2 separate regions of the Homo sapiens genome follow, and region 2 is linked to region 1. The links are chromatin loops, found by intact Hi-C in ENCODE. Cell type or tissue: dorsolateral prefrontal cortex. All regions are shown on one strand.

Region 1 (8,000 bases):
GATAAGACCATAGGCATTTATTCTATGGCCTGGGACTATGTAGTGGACCATCAGAAGTCCCAAGATCATCAAGGATGGCCAAGTGGCTACTGAAAAATCACATGCATGACAATGGTATTCTCTTTTACACAAATATTCCTGTGTGGTGGACCATCAGAAGTCTCAAGGTCATTTTAGCACCATGAGATGGTCCTCTATCTCCATGATGGCCAAGTGGTTACTAAAAATCATACACATAACAATGATTTTTCTTCCTTAGACAAATGCTTCTATTTCTGACTTCTCTCTCTTGGTTTATGACATTACATTTTTCCTGTTACCCAAGTTTGAAACGGTGATATTGGCTTTAAGCTCTCATGCTCCTTTGCCAACTACATTTGCCTACTTACTCGCTGAGACAGCTTTTCTTTCCAATTTAATCTCCTTCTCTCCTCTGGGCCATTTTCTCGCTACAAAAATGATCACTTTTTACAGTTTTCTTCAACTCTTTTTTGTCAAGGCATGATCTACTATGACTTTGTCAAGCACCTAAAAATATTTCCTTTTATTTTTCTCATGCATTTACATTTTAGTCCACTGCAAAAGAGTTTCTATCATTCCCACTCTACAGAAATGCCTTGTCACACATGACCAATAGTTTCCTATTTACTTTCACATCTGCAGTATCTGATGGTTAACTACACATCCTTCTTAATGTGGTTCACATACTTTGGCCTTGGTGTTAATAATATTCTAATTTCTACCTGTTTTTCCTTCCTTCCTTGCTTCCTTCCTTCCTTGCTTCCTTTCTCCCTCCCTCCCTCCTTCCCTTCCCTTTCCTTCCCCTTCCTTCCTTCCTTCCTCCTTCCTTCCTTCTTTTTTTTTTGATGTAGTCTCATTCTGTCATCCAGGCTGGAGTGAGTGGCGTGATCTTGGCTCACTGCACCCTCCACCTCCCAGGTTCAAGCAATTCTTCTGCCTCAGCCTCCTGAGTAGCTGGGATTACAGGCATGTGCTACCACGCCCGGCTAAGTTTTGTATTTTTAGCAGAGACAGCGTTTCGCCATGTCAGCCAGTCTTGTCTCAAATTCCTGGCCTCAAGTGACCCACATATCTCTGCCTCCCAAAGTGTTGGGATTACAGCCGTGAGCCACTGCGCCCAGCCCTGTTTGCTGTTTCTTTTTGCCAATCTCTTTGTTCAGTTTTGTTTCCCTCAAAATGCAGCCTTTCTCCTAGGTATTGCCTGTAAGGATTTATTCCTTTGCATACATTTTCTTCCATTATTTGGTCTGTTCTTAAAGCATCATCCATCATATCTACTCGTATCAGACCTGTGGCTATGCATGTGCCAAGGTTTCCAGAAAATTCCAGGAATACATTTCTAATTGTCCATTACCTCCGAGGATGGCCAAGTGGTTACTAAAAACCATACACATAATAGTGTTTTTCTCCCTTACACAAATGCTCCTATTTCTGAATTCTCTATCTTGGGTTACGACACTGATGTTGGCTTTGAGTCATTGACCTCTACTGACATCATCTTCATAACTTCTCACCCCTGGAAGGAAATTCCTTGGACATTCCTCAGTAGCTGGATCTCTGATACCCCATTTCATTCTCACCTCATCTAACACTATTTGATATCACTTGATGTCATAGTTTCTAGATCTGGTTTATGTTTTGCCTTCTATGTTGCCATATTTTAGCTCATCCATCATTCATTCATCATATATTAACTATGTATACTATAACAGGTACACACATTAGAAGTTTTTCTTCACCTGGTTACTTAACAAACATTTACTGAGCAGCTATTATTCTAAGCTCATTGTTAGGTCAGAAGCACATTCATACAAAAATGAATATTAAATGGCTCTTGATCTTAGTTCTGTGTCATATTGGTATATAGAGGAATATGAGCCAGTTTGCAAAATGTCTTCAAGGGAACAATATTTCCACAAGTGTTACAGAGAAATAAATAAGGGCACACACTGGGTCAAAGTTAAACAAGCATCTTTATTATGGAATTCTCAGAGCCACTTATATGTGAATTCACATTCTCAATTTCCCAGAAAGGGAAGGGAATACAGAACTGCCAAATTATTATACCACAGGCTTTTGCCTCTTTTCTCAGTCTGATAAAGTAGGTGTGTTTGACTGCCCACATTTTATGGATGGAAAAGGGAATTCAAGTAAATATAGTAATAGATGGTACACTGATGGCTAATATCTATCCTTCAAGGGCTGCTAAAAGTTTTGGCTCCTTTATTTTTCACGTATTTAGGACTTTAACAACATGCCCTATACCTTCATCATTCTCTGCCTCCTCTACCTAACCCTATCAGGCTTTTTTTTTTTAATACCATTCATATCTAACCATACCAGCTACTTGTGTCATGATGTCCATTTCATGTCATTTGAAAAATCTCAAAGGAAACTCTCCATCAATTACTGACCCACAATCCCCTACACAAAACACTTGGAGCTAGACGTATTTCTGAATTCAGAATGTTTGAATACAAATATATTACTATAACTACACTGTGGAATCAAAGAGAAGCACTTAGGATCAACACGTTAAAGTTTCTGCAAAAATATGCGCAATTTTGCTCACAGTTAGTGAGATTAATAAAACTATAAAGAGCTGCATGCTAGTTCAGGTCAGGTTTGGACCCAAAAAGGAAAAAACTTCTGGCCACTTGTGTCCTTAACATCTTGCTTAGAACAAGCTGCTAATTGCTCCTAGGAAACGTCTTCACAACATTCACTACACACTCATAAACCCACATACATGTCCACACAGGTGCATGCACATATATCTTATAGATTTTGGAGTCAAATGATAATAAATGTAATTTGGTAAAAATACTACTTAAGCCTCTTATTTTTCCACACCTCTGACTATCCGAAATTTTACCAAGAAATAATTACCACTGCATGGTACAGTTTACCATAAATTGATTTTTTTCACAGTCATGTCACTTTATTCTACTCAAAGCAAACACTTATGATTATTACCCAATCAATCTTTCAGGAATTAGGCGAGCTTAATTTTACATATATTGAGTATCATTTGTATACTCATTTTATATGATTTTATCCGATTATTGTATCTATCAGATATTCATTCTCAGCTAAATGTAAAATACATTTGAGGAAACATAATTAAGTAACTAGAAACCATATTCTGTTTACCTCCATTTTTAAAAAATTATGCAACTTTGGAACTTGTGTGAATTCAAGAAATATATTTTGCAAAATTAATCGACAATCATTTTTAAAAGTTATTATGTTATTTCTGAAGTTTTGTGGTGTATGACTTTTATTTACATGCACTAAAAACATAAAAGTCCTAAAAATAAAAACAACTCAAAATTATTCTCAGGCCAGGCACAGTGGCTCATGCCTGTAACCCTAGCACTTTGGGAGGCCAAGACGGGAGGATCACCTGAGGTATGGAGTTCGAGACCAGCCTGGCCAACATGATGAAAACCCATCTCTACTAAAAATACAAAAAGTAGCCAGGTGTGGTAGTGCATGCCTGTGATCCCAGCTACTCCGGAGGCTGAGGCATGAGAATCACTTGAACCCGGCAGGCAGAGGTTGCATTGAGCTGAGATCATGCCACTGCACTTCAGCCTAGGTGACAGAGTGAGACTGTGTCTCAAAAACAAAAAACAAAAACCCCAAAACCAAAATTTATTCTCAGTATTTTTTCTTTCCTTTATCTGGCACTGCATGCAGTCTGAGAGTACAGTTGATATGTAGTCCTAGTGGGTTACTCATTAATTAGTCTTTTTAAATCCTATGTACAGGAGTCTCTGTTGATCAGAAGCCATATGCACTCTCTACATGGGTTGTAATAAATATATTTTAAATTTCTGAACTTGTTTGCATGATGGCATAGAAAGAAGTTTAGATAAACATTCCAAACAGAAGGCATATGCATTTTGGCTTGGCTGAGTTTATAAAAATGACATGATCTAAAATATCTCAGTTTCTTAATGCTGCACAAGTAGCTGGAAATTTCTCTCACTGTACTCATCCCAGCTAGAGTCGTAACCCTTCTCCATTAACTACTGGTGCCATCTGTTGGTATGAAATGAATGGGCATCCAGATTGGTGGGTATTTAAATCACTCACAGAAGAAAAATCATGTGATTCACCTTATTATCTGACCTGTGAAGTTTCCATCATACTTTAGTGATTAGATATTTTCAAATATGTTTTCAATAAATGTTTAAAATAATGTATGAAATGCATTTCAATATCAACAAAAAGCATTTTAATCGATGATATTTTGCATTTCTTGATTTTAAAATATAAATCTTAAATAAAAACTTTGAAAACAGTAGCTTCATCATTATTTTTGGTATTCTTTCCAAGAAATGAATAATGGCTAATAGGTATCCTAATCATCCTTTTTTATTTTCTGTAATGCTGATGTTTTGACATCTTGGGACCTGGCTGACCTGGAAGGGACAGCTCCTGCCAGTGCTTGTGTACCCCTAAAGAGAGTAAATGACCAGCCCAACAGCCTACCTTTCATATGCAAGGTAACCAATCCAGTGCCCAATCACATCACTGCCTCCTCTACAGGGCTGTCACATTCAGGACCAATATTCCCCTGCCTAGTCATCCCAGGGGCAGAGAGCACACAATCCAGGACAGCGCCTACAGCCCACAGCCTGCTGAAATTATTCAAACTATCCAAACCTAAACCTGTTTACCCAGCCTTATTCTTCCTTCATACAGAAAGCCAAATAAAGGCGCTTGCCCACATTTCCCCTTTGCTCCCTCTGCCTCCTGACTGGCCCAGTGCTTGTCCGTATAGCCTGGAATATCATGGGGTGCCCCTCATTTTGGGAACTATGAGTAAAGAACTATCTTTTAATAGCAGTTGTCTCCTGGTCTGTTGGTCTCACAATGCCTGAGTTATAATAAAACTTACCTTTCAAAACAATAGGTCACTGGGTCTATTATCTGTTTTGAAGTCCCCATGATTATAACCTGTGACATCCTGGGCTCTTTATATCTGGAGGCTGGAGTTGTTCTTCCTAGTTCCAGGCAAAAGTGCCAGGTGACACTTAGCCTAGTGGCTCGGAAGCCTATTCCCAGAATTTCTGGATGTCGAATACCTGAATAGTCTATTTAGTGCTCAGGGCATATGAACCTCAACATGGCCCTGATGGAACACATGACTTATTAGCCAAAATGTGGTCTGCTTGACCCTGTCTGTCTCATGCCAGAGATCAAGAATAGTTGTAGGTCCTGGCTCACTGCTGTTTACTCAGCCATTCTCAGGAGTCTCCTGAAAGAACGGTGTATATGTGAGTGGATGAGTATCTGCATGTGTGTACACACACACACATGCATCCATCTAAAATAATTCTGCCATATTCAAACATATAAAACCAATATTTAAAACATTATGGAAAATAAGTATCAGATTTTAGACTACCACATTTATACTTCTTAAAAAGTAATTTTGTAATATGGATACATTGGTGGATAATTACTGGTAATATTCTGGCAATGCAAAAAAATCTGTTCAGTGTAAATTTCATGTTGATTACATTAATCATTATATTTTATTTGTAAGTAGGTTTGAATTATCAAACATAAAAATTTTATATTTCCAGTAGCATCTTTGCTGATTTCACTATTGAAAATTAATGCAGAGTTGATTCCAGATTTTTCATTTATATTATATTAGAGGTTTTTGTTAGATCACAGATTTAACTTTGGAATTTGTATTTTTGGTTGAGAAAAAATCGTGTAAATGGCATGCATTTGTAGCTTATAGAAATACATTTAAATCATTTAAAAACATGAAAGAAATCAAATATAAATACATAACAAATACAATATGGTACAGTTTATTTTATTTAGATGTTTATAGATAATATATCAAAATGCACTTAGCTTCCTTCATGCAACAAAAGAGAATGTTGTAAAAAGGTGACTCTGGGTAGGAAGCAGCTTTACTCCCAACCTTTAGCATTAATATCTTGGGAAGAGTAAATTATCTTTGTTATATGTTTCCCATCTGAAAATTTTAAACATCTAAGCTGTCTCCTAATGCTAAGGATTGCCTCATTAAGCATATGTAGGCGGGGCTGTCATAGTTGGCTGATTCTATAAGCTGTCTTGAAGCACTTTCCTTCCCTTGTCCCAAACTCTTTGCATCTTGCAAATATAATACACAAACAAAATACAGTATTTTTAGATGAAATATTCAGCATCACTTAAAATTAAAACTAAACTCAAATTTGTCAAATGGATGCTTAAAAATCCAAAAAGATCTAAGTATGAGTAACTGGGACCTGATACCAGGTTTATCATAATGCTCACTAAGAAATAAGACAGAAGAACATCACCCCATGCCTTCTTTGGGATTTACAAACAATTACCCAACATAAATTTCTGGTAAAAAATCATGCAAGTTGTTCCTCAAGGTCTAAAAATACCTTAAAATTAGGATTTTTCTGTAGAAGTTTATAATGAATAGATTCTGTTTCCTAAGCTAAGATTTAATTTAAATGAAGACCAAAAAGTAAATGAACTTATTTTCTTGCCAGCATAAAACAAGATGACTGTACCCTTGATTGAGGGTAAGAAACTAGCCAGCTTAATATTAAACATCAATTGCATGCAACTACATATAATAGGTTTTGCAATAAACACAATAATAATGTAAGTGTTTTGACTATTTGCTGTAAGAGTTCTTATCAGAAATGGACATCTCAGTTATATTCATATGGGTTCATAAACTGAAGAGTTTTTGATGATTTGGTCGTATTCCAAACCATTCTAAAAGGTGCAATTGATTGAACTGGCCATGCAGTTAAAATGGCTAAAATGATCAGATTGACTATAGCTCTGTCAGGTGCTTATCAGAAAAACACGATCTTACAGAGGCAAATCTGCCCCCACAAAAGCATGGCTCAGAAGCCATTCCTACCTCCATACAAACCTGGACCCTCAAAAATATATTCTGAAGTATTCATTTATATCCTGTCTACTTCAAAATGGAGTTGAGACAATTATATCAAGGGAGAAAGAGCCCTAAAAGCAAACACGCAAGTAAAACTAATATCATTCACATTAATTTCAGAATGATTAAAACAACTGTTTTACCCCTTAAGCATGTAAGATTTCCACTTCTTAAATCCTTCTTTTATTGTTGCTATTTTTAGTCTACTATGACTATATCCTTCAAAGCAACATTAACAACACGACTGGTTTATTTTTGGTACCATAAGAGGACAATTTACTGGCAAACTGTTCCCACTGAATGAGAATGAGAAACTTAACTACGCTGTTGGTCTTTGATATTTTTCCAGCAGAAATAGTCCTTCCTCCATGTAGTACATGAGACTTTCAGCCTCCAGACAGGCTCTTTATTTTAGAGGAAAAACAATATCAAATCGGTAGAAGTGTTCATAACTTTGCTTTATTTTCATTTTCTTATAGGCTCGTTGATATGGTTTGACTGTGTCCCCACCCAAATCTCATCTTGAATTGTAGCTCCCATAATTCCTACTTGTTACGAGAGGGACTTGGTGGGAGATAATTGAACTATGGGAGTGGTTTCCCCCATACTGTTCTCATGGCAGTGACTAAATCTCACAAGATCTGATTATTTTATAAAGGGTTTCCCCTTTCTCTTGGCCCTCATTCTCTCTTGTTTGCCGCCGTGTAAGATGTGCCTTTTGCCTTGTGTCATGATTGTGAGACTCCCCAGCCACATGAAACTGTGAGTCCATTAAACCTCTTTTTCTTTATAAATTACCCAGTCTTGGGTTTGCCTTTATCAGCAGTGTGAAAATGGACTAATACACCCATCTCACATGCAACGACACCCATAGGCTAAAAGTAAAAGGATGCAGAAAAATCTTCAAAGCAAATGGAAAACAGAAAAAAGTAGTGGTTAATATTTTAATTTCAGACAAAACAGACTTTAAACCAACATAGATCCAAAAAATACAAAGGGTATTACACAATGGTAAAGGGTTCAA
Region 2 (8,000 bases), 92 kb before region 1:
CCAATGACATCTTTGTATTTTATGACTCTACACTGGAATAATCACAAACCTACAAAGGGGCATTTCTCAGATGTGCACAGGTTTAGTGGTTCAGTACAGAGTACTAGAGGCTGGAGTCCACGTTTCTTCAGAGAAGAACTTTTGATGAATTTACTACAGTGACAATCTCAGTTCATCTCCAAGTAGAACATAACAAGAAAGACAGGTCCCTTCACTGAGGTCTGAAAAGAACTAATGCACCGGGGACTTCCTGCACCTGCTCTTATGGCTCTCTTTTTTCTGGTTGGATTGCCTCCTCTTCCCTTATCGAAACTCTGCCCCCTTCTCAGCCAGTCCTACTCACTGGTGCCCTTGACCACTCTGCCCTGGCCAGGGCTTACAACAATGAGCCCATGTTGCTGTGAAGCGGGTGCAGGGGGTCTGCACGTCTCATTCTCTCCATCTATGGCCTTCAGTTCTGGTGCTCTATCTGTGTTGCTGTCACAGTGATTCCTCAGCTAATTAATCCCCTGGTTATACAAACTCAACCATGTTTAAAAAGTGATCCTCATAAATCATCATGGGCAGAAATGCTTGTTAAGGAAAAAAGGCCTTCTAGGGCTGGCTCCTTTTGGAACTATCTCAGATAAGGGTAAGAGGGTGGGCAGGAGGTGGGCTGTGAAGCCCTAAAGCCTGGGGCTGGAATCTGTGATCCCCTCACTGCACCCCACACTTGCCCCACCTGTGACCTCCACCTTCCCACGTCCCCTCCACAGGACTCTTCAGCCTTTGCAGACACTCAAGACAGCGTGTGCCCTTTCACCTCCTAACAAAACAGTCATTTGAATTGTTTCCCTGACTTATGACGCCCTGACTCAAACACAATCACACACTAAGGCATGAAATCTGAAAGTACTTTTGTTGTAAGTTGCAGAATGAAATGCTTTTGTTCTTTGGCTAATGGAATTTCAAGCATCAGCAAACAGTGGATTTTTATTGTTCTTTTGTGTCTAGAAGGACCAGTGAAGAGACTCTCCAGTCCTCCCTGGGTTAATGGAGGCTGAGTGAGGACGCTCCTGGTGACACAGGGAACCCTGCATTAACACAGTTTCTTTCCCCCAACAAAGCCCTGCTCAAAAGAATTTTAGGCAATTTGAAGACGGATGCTAGAGGCCTAAGGAAGGAGATAAGCTTCTGTCTGTTCCCCTCCAGGAGTTCCTGTCTAAAAGAGCCCATCTCTCCTTGTTTTAACAAAGTACCTACACACTTTAACAAAATGATTGTCAAAACAAAATTAATGCAGTTCCAACGTTTACTGGTGATAATATACACTAGAGCTTGTAACGTACATTCAACTGTATACGCATCATCACTTCGTTTTGCAAAACTTATTTTGTTTCTCATCATGCAAAGGAAGCAAACCTTAAAAAAAAAGACTACAATGTTGTCCTTTTACTTGACTCAAACATAGCATATAAAAATATGCTATGTTCATTGATCCATAGCTTACTCACAATTCTCAAAATTCTTTGTATGATAGATTTGACAAGGAATTTAAATCGAATATTTAACTAACTTTTACTAATTTAGAAAAGCAGGCTGTCTGAAGAAGCCGAAAGTCATTTTTGTGTTTATTGTAAGATAACCTTTCCCCAGTGGCAGCCAGCAACACATCTGCATTCCTACCTTCCTTATGACACACTCACTATGGAGAGCTCTAGGGCTTTTTAGCTGCAGCCAAACATCCATGCTTGAGTTACATATCAAAGGAGATTTTTCATCCTTAGCCCAACTCACAGCACTTAGAGCACAATGTGCTGAATTTTTAACAGGAAACCGCCTCTTTGTGTAGTCCCTTCCCCAGGAGGCTCTTGTCAAAACATGTGATATTTCAGAGTTCAACTTCCTGGCTGCACAAACTGATACATTGTCTTTTTGTACCATGAGTAACATTTTCAAATTAAAAAAAAAACACATAATCATATTTCATGTCCTCAAAGAATTTAGGAAGAGGTTAAATTTAAACATTTTGATTCAGATCTCAGCCTTTGTAAATAAGGATACATAACATTCCATCACCTACCTATGAGACCACAGAAATATCAAAAGCTAGGACAAGAACAGCAGTACTGTGAACCACACACAGTTAAAAAGCGTTCATTGTCCAACACCACAAGTAAGTTCAGCAGTTCTCAAATAGCATCCATCCCTGCCCAGGGCCACTGTCTGTGTGTCTTCCCATTCTCCCCAGGTCTGCAGAATCCCAAAAATGTGCACATGAGGTTAACTGGCACGCCTACACAGTCCCAGTGTGAGTGTGTGTGGGTGTGTGTGAAAGGTGCAGCGATGGGATGGTGCCCTGTTCAGGGCTTGGTGGCCACCTGGTACCCTGAGCTGCTGGGATAGGCTCTGGGCCACCCAAGTCCTTGAACAGAAATAAGAAGGTAAATCACTATCTTACTTGTTTTTTTGTTTGTTCGTTTTGAGGCAGAGTCTCGCTCTGTCACCCAGGCTGGAGTATAGTGGCACTATCTTGGCTCACTACAACCTCCGTCTCCCAGGTTCAAGGATTCTCCTGCCTCAGCCTCCTATGTAGCTGGAATTGCACGTGTGTGCCACCACACATGGCTAATTTTTGTATTTTTGGTAGACAGGGTTTCACCATGTTGGCCAGGTTGGTCTTGAACTCCTGGCCCTAAGTGATCTACTCGCCTCAGCTTCCCAAAGTGCTGGGATTACAGACATGAGCCACCATGCCCGGTCTATCTTACTTGTTTTTATTAAACTTTCCTAAATGTATGGATAACACACATTCATTTCTTGTTGAATATTAGAAGCGTTTTGGTCTTCATTCAGAAGTTTGGTGATGTTTTTGTGACCAGAAGCCGCCATACAAACTTAACTCTTGTTTATACCAACTCGCCTATGGTGAAATTGGTTCTGTCATATGTTGTTTTGCTTCAAGTCGCAGTTTCCGGAACCTATCGATGACGTTAAGTGTGCACCTGCTGTGTATGCTGCCTTGTTTTAGGCAGTGCTGATCCTCAGGCCTCACTTCCAGGTGCTGGCCCAGCTGGCTGAGGACAGGGGCAGCTGGTGCCTTCGGTAGAATCACGCCAGCCACCACTTGCTAGAGTTTGCCACACGCCAGCCCTCTTCTAAACATGTCTAAGCATTTTGTTATGTATTAACACTTAATCCTCAGAATACCCCTGTGTTTTAGGAACTATCAGCACCCCCACTTTATACATAAGAAAACTAGGGTGCAAAATTAAAACCAAAATTACCACTTGATCCAGCCATTCCACTCCTAGGTACACACCCAGGAGAACTGAAACAGGGACTCACACTGACACCTGTACACCAGTTTTCACTGCAGCCCGAAGTGGAAGGACCCACGTGTCCATCAACAGAGGAATGGAAGAAGAAAATATGGTCTGTCCATACTGTGGAATATTATTTAAAGTGAAAAAGAAAATAAAATTCTGATACATGCTCAATATAGATGAATCTTAATGACATGCTAAGTGAAGTAAGCCAGACACAGAAGGACAAATACTGTATGAATCTGCTTACATAATGTACCTAGAGTAGGCAAATTCATAGAGACAAAAGAAAAAGAAGGTGGGGTTGGGGGAGAGCAGATGGGGAGTTACAATTTATACTTTCAGTTTTGGAAGATGAAAAAATTCTGGAAATGGATAGAGTGATGGTTGCACACTATTGTAAATATACTTAATAACACTGAATTTTATACTTAAAAATTATTAAAATGGTAAATGTTATGTATTTTTTTACCACAATAAAAAAAAAGAAAAAACTAAGATGCAAAGAAGTAGAATACAGTTCTCCAAATTGTCAGGCCTACAAATGGCAGAGTGTGGCTTAGAACTCAGGCAGGCTGGCGCCAGAAGCCTCGTCCTTCCCTACTCATGCAAAGATACACTGTGCCCCACAGTACCTCTTTCAAGTCTCCACTGCATCCCGCACAAGGCCTTCTGGGAGCCTGCCCTGGAATCCCACCCCCTGTACCCTTCCCACCCATCCACCTCTAGGCAGAACTCAGGCTCGAGGTCTCCCCACCTTTGCTCCATCTCAGCCCCTTCCCTTTATCTCCAAGCTCTAAAGCTCCCCTTAGATAGAAGCAAAGGTGGAGTCAATGGCAGTTCCAAGGCATCTCTGAGACTTTTTATCAGTTGTTCCTCTAGTGATAGTTTCTCACCAAGAGCTTGGTCATAGCATGACACTCCTCTAAGCTGCTGTGTCATTATATTTAATATTTCATATAAACCTGTCTTCTAAATTTTACTGTATACTCTTAACGAGAAAGGGTGATCTTATGCTTTATGTTTCCCTGGGCACTTAACAGAGAACAGTGGACACACAGGCGTGCAATAAACATTGTGTAATAAATGTCTTCCTAACAGTTACCCCAGGGTGTAGTCAACATAATGGCAATGGTTTATGACTTGGGTACGGCGCTGCATTAAGGGTGTTTTTCCAAACAGATTTAAACAGATTTCTTTGGAAAAGTAAATAAACTAGAATAATATCATAATAACATAACAATATTAATAGAGTCAATTTAAAAAACCCATGCAGTATGAGCACTCATATAAAGAGAGCCACATTTAAAAGCTCGCGGGGGACTTATCAATCAATGTCATTTTCACAATGGGTCCCCAAGCCTGGGAATCTCATACAGGGTTCAGAAAGAATGAACATATTGTTACTACTGCAGTTGTACTTGGTGTCAAATGACAAGATCATCCATCAAGGAGGCATCACTGTAACTTGGAGACAAGCCGCACAGGTCACAGGCACAGAAGCTTTTGGAGTTGAGATAATTTTCACAGACTTGAAGCTGTGCTCTTAAGTAATGGCTTTCTGGGTTTTCATTTGTATACTCACTTTGTGTCAACAAGTAAAACACAGCAACCCATGAAATGAAGAGTTCTTATTCCCAGTAGTTCACATAAAAAAAAAATGAAATTTCTTATTAGAAATATTCAAGAGTTCGTCCTCCATGTCATGGAGTTATCAAAAGTCAAAGTAATTGAAATATATCAGAGGGACTGGGACAGCCTTGAACAGAGTGGGAAACAACATCCCTTGGAAAATACCAAAAGGGAGGTGCAGAGTCTGGGGCTGGTGTCAGGTCCTCAGGGAACTCTTCCTCCAATGTCCAGCTTCACACTGGTGCCAAGCCCTGCCCAACCCAATGTAAGCCTGCACCACAGAGTATATGGCCTTGGGGAGTTGGCCGTGCTGGCCTTTCTGAGATGCACACCTTACACCCTGGAGTCTGAACCAGGGGCCACAAAGGAAGTGAGCAGCGACCTAGCTCTGACAGAAGAAGGCCTTCCAGTGGGGCAGGCACCTGCCCTGACCTCAGCAGGCACTTTAGACTTCCCCTTTTCATCAGTGGCCAGGTGGCCCCAGAGGCTGCTGGGATGGAGCAGAGCTGTCTGGCTGGGCAATTCATGTTGTCGGCTTCAAGAGACACACTTGAGTTTCTGATCTTCTCACAGAGGCCGGCGTTGACAGGTATGGAGTGATGAAAATATGTGGGAAGGGAACCCCAGGATCACAGTGTGCTAACCAGGACAGACTGGTGCCGGCAGGAAATAGCAATGCGGAAAACAGGGACACAAGGCCATATTTTTCCGTCATTGGCTGTGAAGATCTAGGAAATAAGGGTTGCTTGCCACTGACCAAAAGGAAACTGAAATGAAGTCTTGATCAAAAGGTAGCACTGTCTGCCTCCTACTTAGCATAATGCTCTATTAGCTGTGCAAAAAACTGGCAAAAAACAAAACAAAACAACAACAACAGCAAAAACAGAGATATTGTGTTTAGGAATGCTACTAAATGGATTATTTAATTTCAGTTAAAAAATTCAAATGCTTTATAAAACCAAAGCGTCTTCCAATGAAGTACATTTTATTTGCAGATATTCAGAAAAGGAAACAAAATTCTTCCATAGTTCATAAACAAGAAATACACACTGTGGTTCTACATAATTTGAGCCATCTTTGATCTATTTTTAACTCTGCCTTGGCACTCAAGAAAAACTCACGGGAAAAAAAATGATTCAATAAAAAGCAATATCCTCATGGGAAGATAATCAAATAAAGCTTAGTTTGGAAACTGGTTTTGTAGTTTCCTAAATACAAAGCATGCAGTGGATTTACTACATCTTTAGCATAACTATGAATATGAATGGGGTCTCCAGAGCTAACCCAAGATTATGCAGATAGTTTAAGCTTTATTCCAGGCAAAATTTCAACTAGATTTAGAAACATTTTCATAAAAAAGGGCTGTAAAGAGATTAATGGTATTTTCAAACAATCTAAAATCATGGATTTGAGAGATCTTGCCTTGGTTTATTGTCTTTAAAATTACTCAGAACAATACACACTTGGGTATCTAAAACAGAATTATCAAAATCCTTTTGTACTGATAACCCCATAATTCCTATATTATTTAGAAAAAGTAATTTATCTTGAAAATTACATATTATATGCTATAAGATTGCTTTTTAAAGCTGTACTTTTTCTGAGCTTCAGGCAATATTGTACCTTGCAGTAAGCTTAGTTTCCGAAACCAAAAATGTTCCAATGGAATTGGCATCCTAGATTCTCCTTGACTGCAATAGTTCCTTTGATTTTAACTCCATAAGTGCTCACCTCAAAGTTTTCATTATCAAAATAGTTGGCACAACTCTACTGGGGAAGCAAAGATATGATGAGGATTCCAGGATGACTCATAATATCTCGATACATAATGAGTGTACCAACCAAAAGCTCCCTTTAGTAAATAGCAATAATGTCAGATGGTTAGAAATGGGTAGGAGTTGAATAATCCTGCCTCGATAACCATCACGCAGCTTCAAAGAATGGACTTATAGATCCAATTTGGCCTCATGATCAAGTATTCGTTACCCAGCAAATGCAAAAGGTCTCATGGCCTGTGTGTGTGATTTGGGGAAGTCCCCCTCCCTGCTTTCCAGCCCTGGGACATCTCCGTAGTTAATTTCCAGGAGGTAGAAGAGGCTCACTCCAAGGTGGATGCAGCAGTGTTTTGGGGACAGGCACAGCCAGTCTTCAAGTCAGTTCAGGACACCAAGTCCTTTGGAATTGGGGTGTTGTGGCATCCACAGGGCTTCAGACCTCCAGGCCTCAGCACTGCACTCAAAATACTAGAATGTGTTATTTTCTGGAATCTGACATCCCAGTCACATAAGAGGGGCAGAGCCTTAACAATATTTCTGATCACATATATATCTTAATGCCACTCATTTCGTCTACAACTACGTGTTTCTAGCTTCCCTTTTGTACTTAGCAAACATGATGGTGTGGATTTTGGTACCAATTTTTGAAGGGCCCAGGGATCATACTTAGATTATGAACTCTTGACTGGGGTTTTTTAACTGCTGATTATCCAAGCCTACAGTAAAAAATAATGTGAACTTACAAACGCACACAAAAAGCAGCACTCTGTTTACACTGTAGTATCTTTAAAGTCAATTGCTCTGCAGACAATACAACACACGGCTTTGTCTCCTGCAAGCAACGAAAATAACATCCTGCAGACATAACTGTCATTAGAGGTTTACTCTACTGGCAAGAGATGAAGTAATGGAAAATGTTGATACCTTGTTAGAACTGATCATTCTGAATTTACAAAAGGTGTGGTCAGGCAAGGATGGTGGGTACAAGTGTCTCCAGAAAAGGACACCTGGCCAAGGAACATGGGAATAGTACCATGAAAATATGTCAAATACAGGAACAAAAGCCAGCAGCAAGGAACTAAATAAAGGACCCTACACAGGTGAGGAAAGAGGGAGTCAGGGATGGGAGGGAAACACGGCCCCCCACACAGTGAGCTAAAAAAGACAGGGAGGGCTGGGCACGGTGGCTCAGGCCTATAATCCCAGCAATTTGGGAGGCCGAGGAGGGTAGATATCCTGAGATCAGGAGTTCGAGGCCAGCCTGGCCAACATGGTAAAACCCCATCTC

What was found. Hi-C counts contacts between places; a loop is a spot of excess contacts. Peaks named below come from ENCODE experiments on the same cell type or tissue, not always from the same donor. Only the 100,000 strongest peaks of a DNase experiment are listed, where the experiment ranks them.
Region 2: a loop joins it to region 1, with 3 times the contacts of the local background. A loop is called at or near these places in 3 of 110 quality-filtered maps.

The regions. Positions count from the first base shown.
Region 1 is chr5:11,615,763-11,623,762 of GRCh38, forward strand. All of the region lies in intron 2 of CTNND2 (catenin delta 2), which reads right to left. Among named protein-coding and RNA genes, the nearest start is that of CTNND2, 280 kb to the right of the region's middle. In dorsolateral prefrontal cortex, a CTCF peak has its summit at 4,075 (motif pointing left); no DNase peak of the experiment used is centred here.
Region 2 is chr5:11,523,460-11,531,459 of GRCh38, forward strand. All of the region lies in intron 3 of CTNND2 (catenin delta 2), which reads right to left. Among named protein-coding and RNA genes, the nearest start is that of CTNND2, 380 kb to the right of the region's middle. RefSeq lists an enhancer at 5,370-5,891. In dorsolateral prefrontal cortex, no CTCF peak of the experiment used is centred here; no DNase peak of the experiment used is centred here; H3K4me3 peaks cover 298 bases; H3K27ac peaks cover 7,574 bases.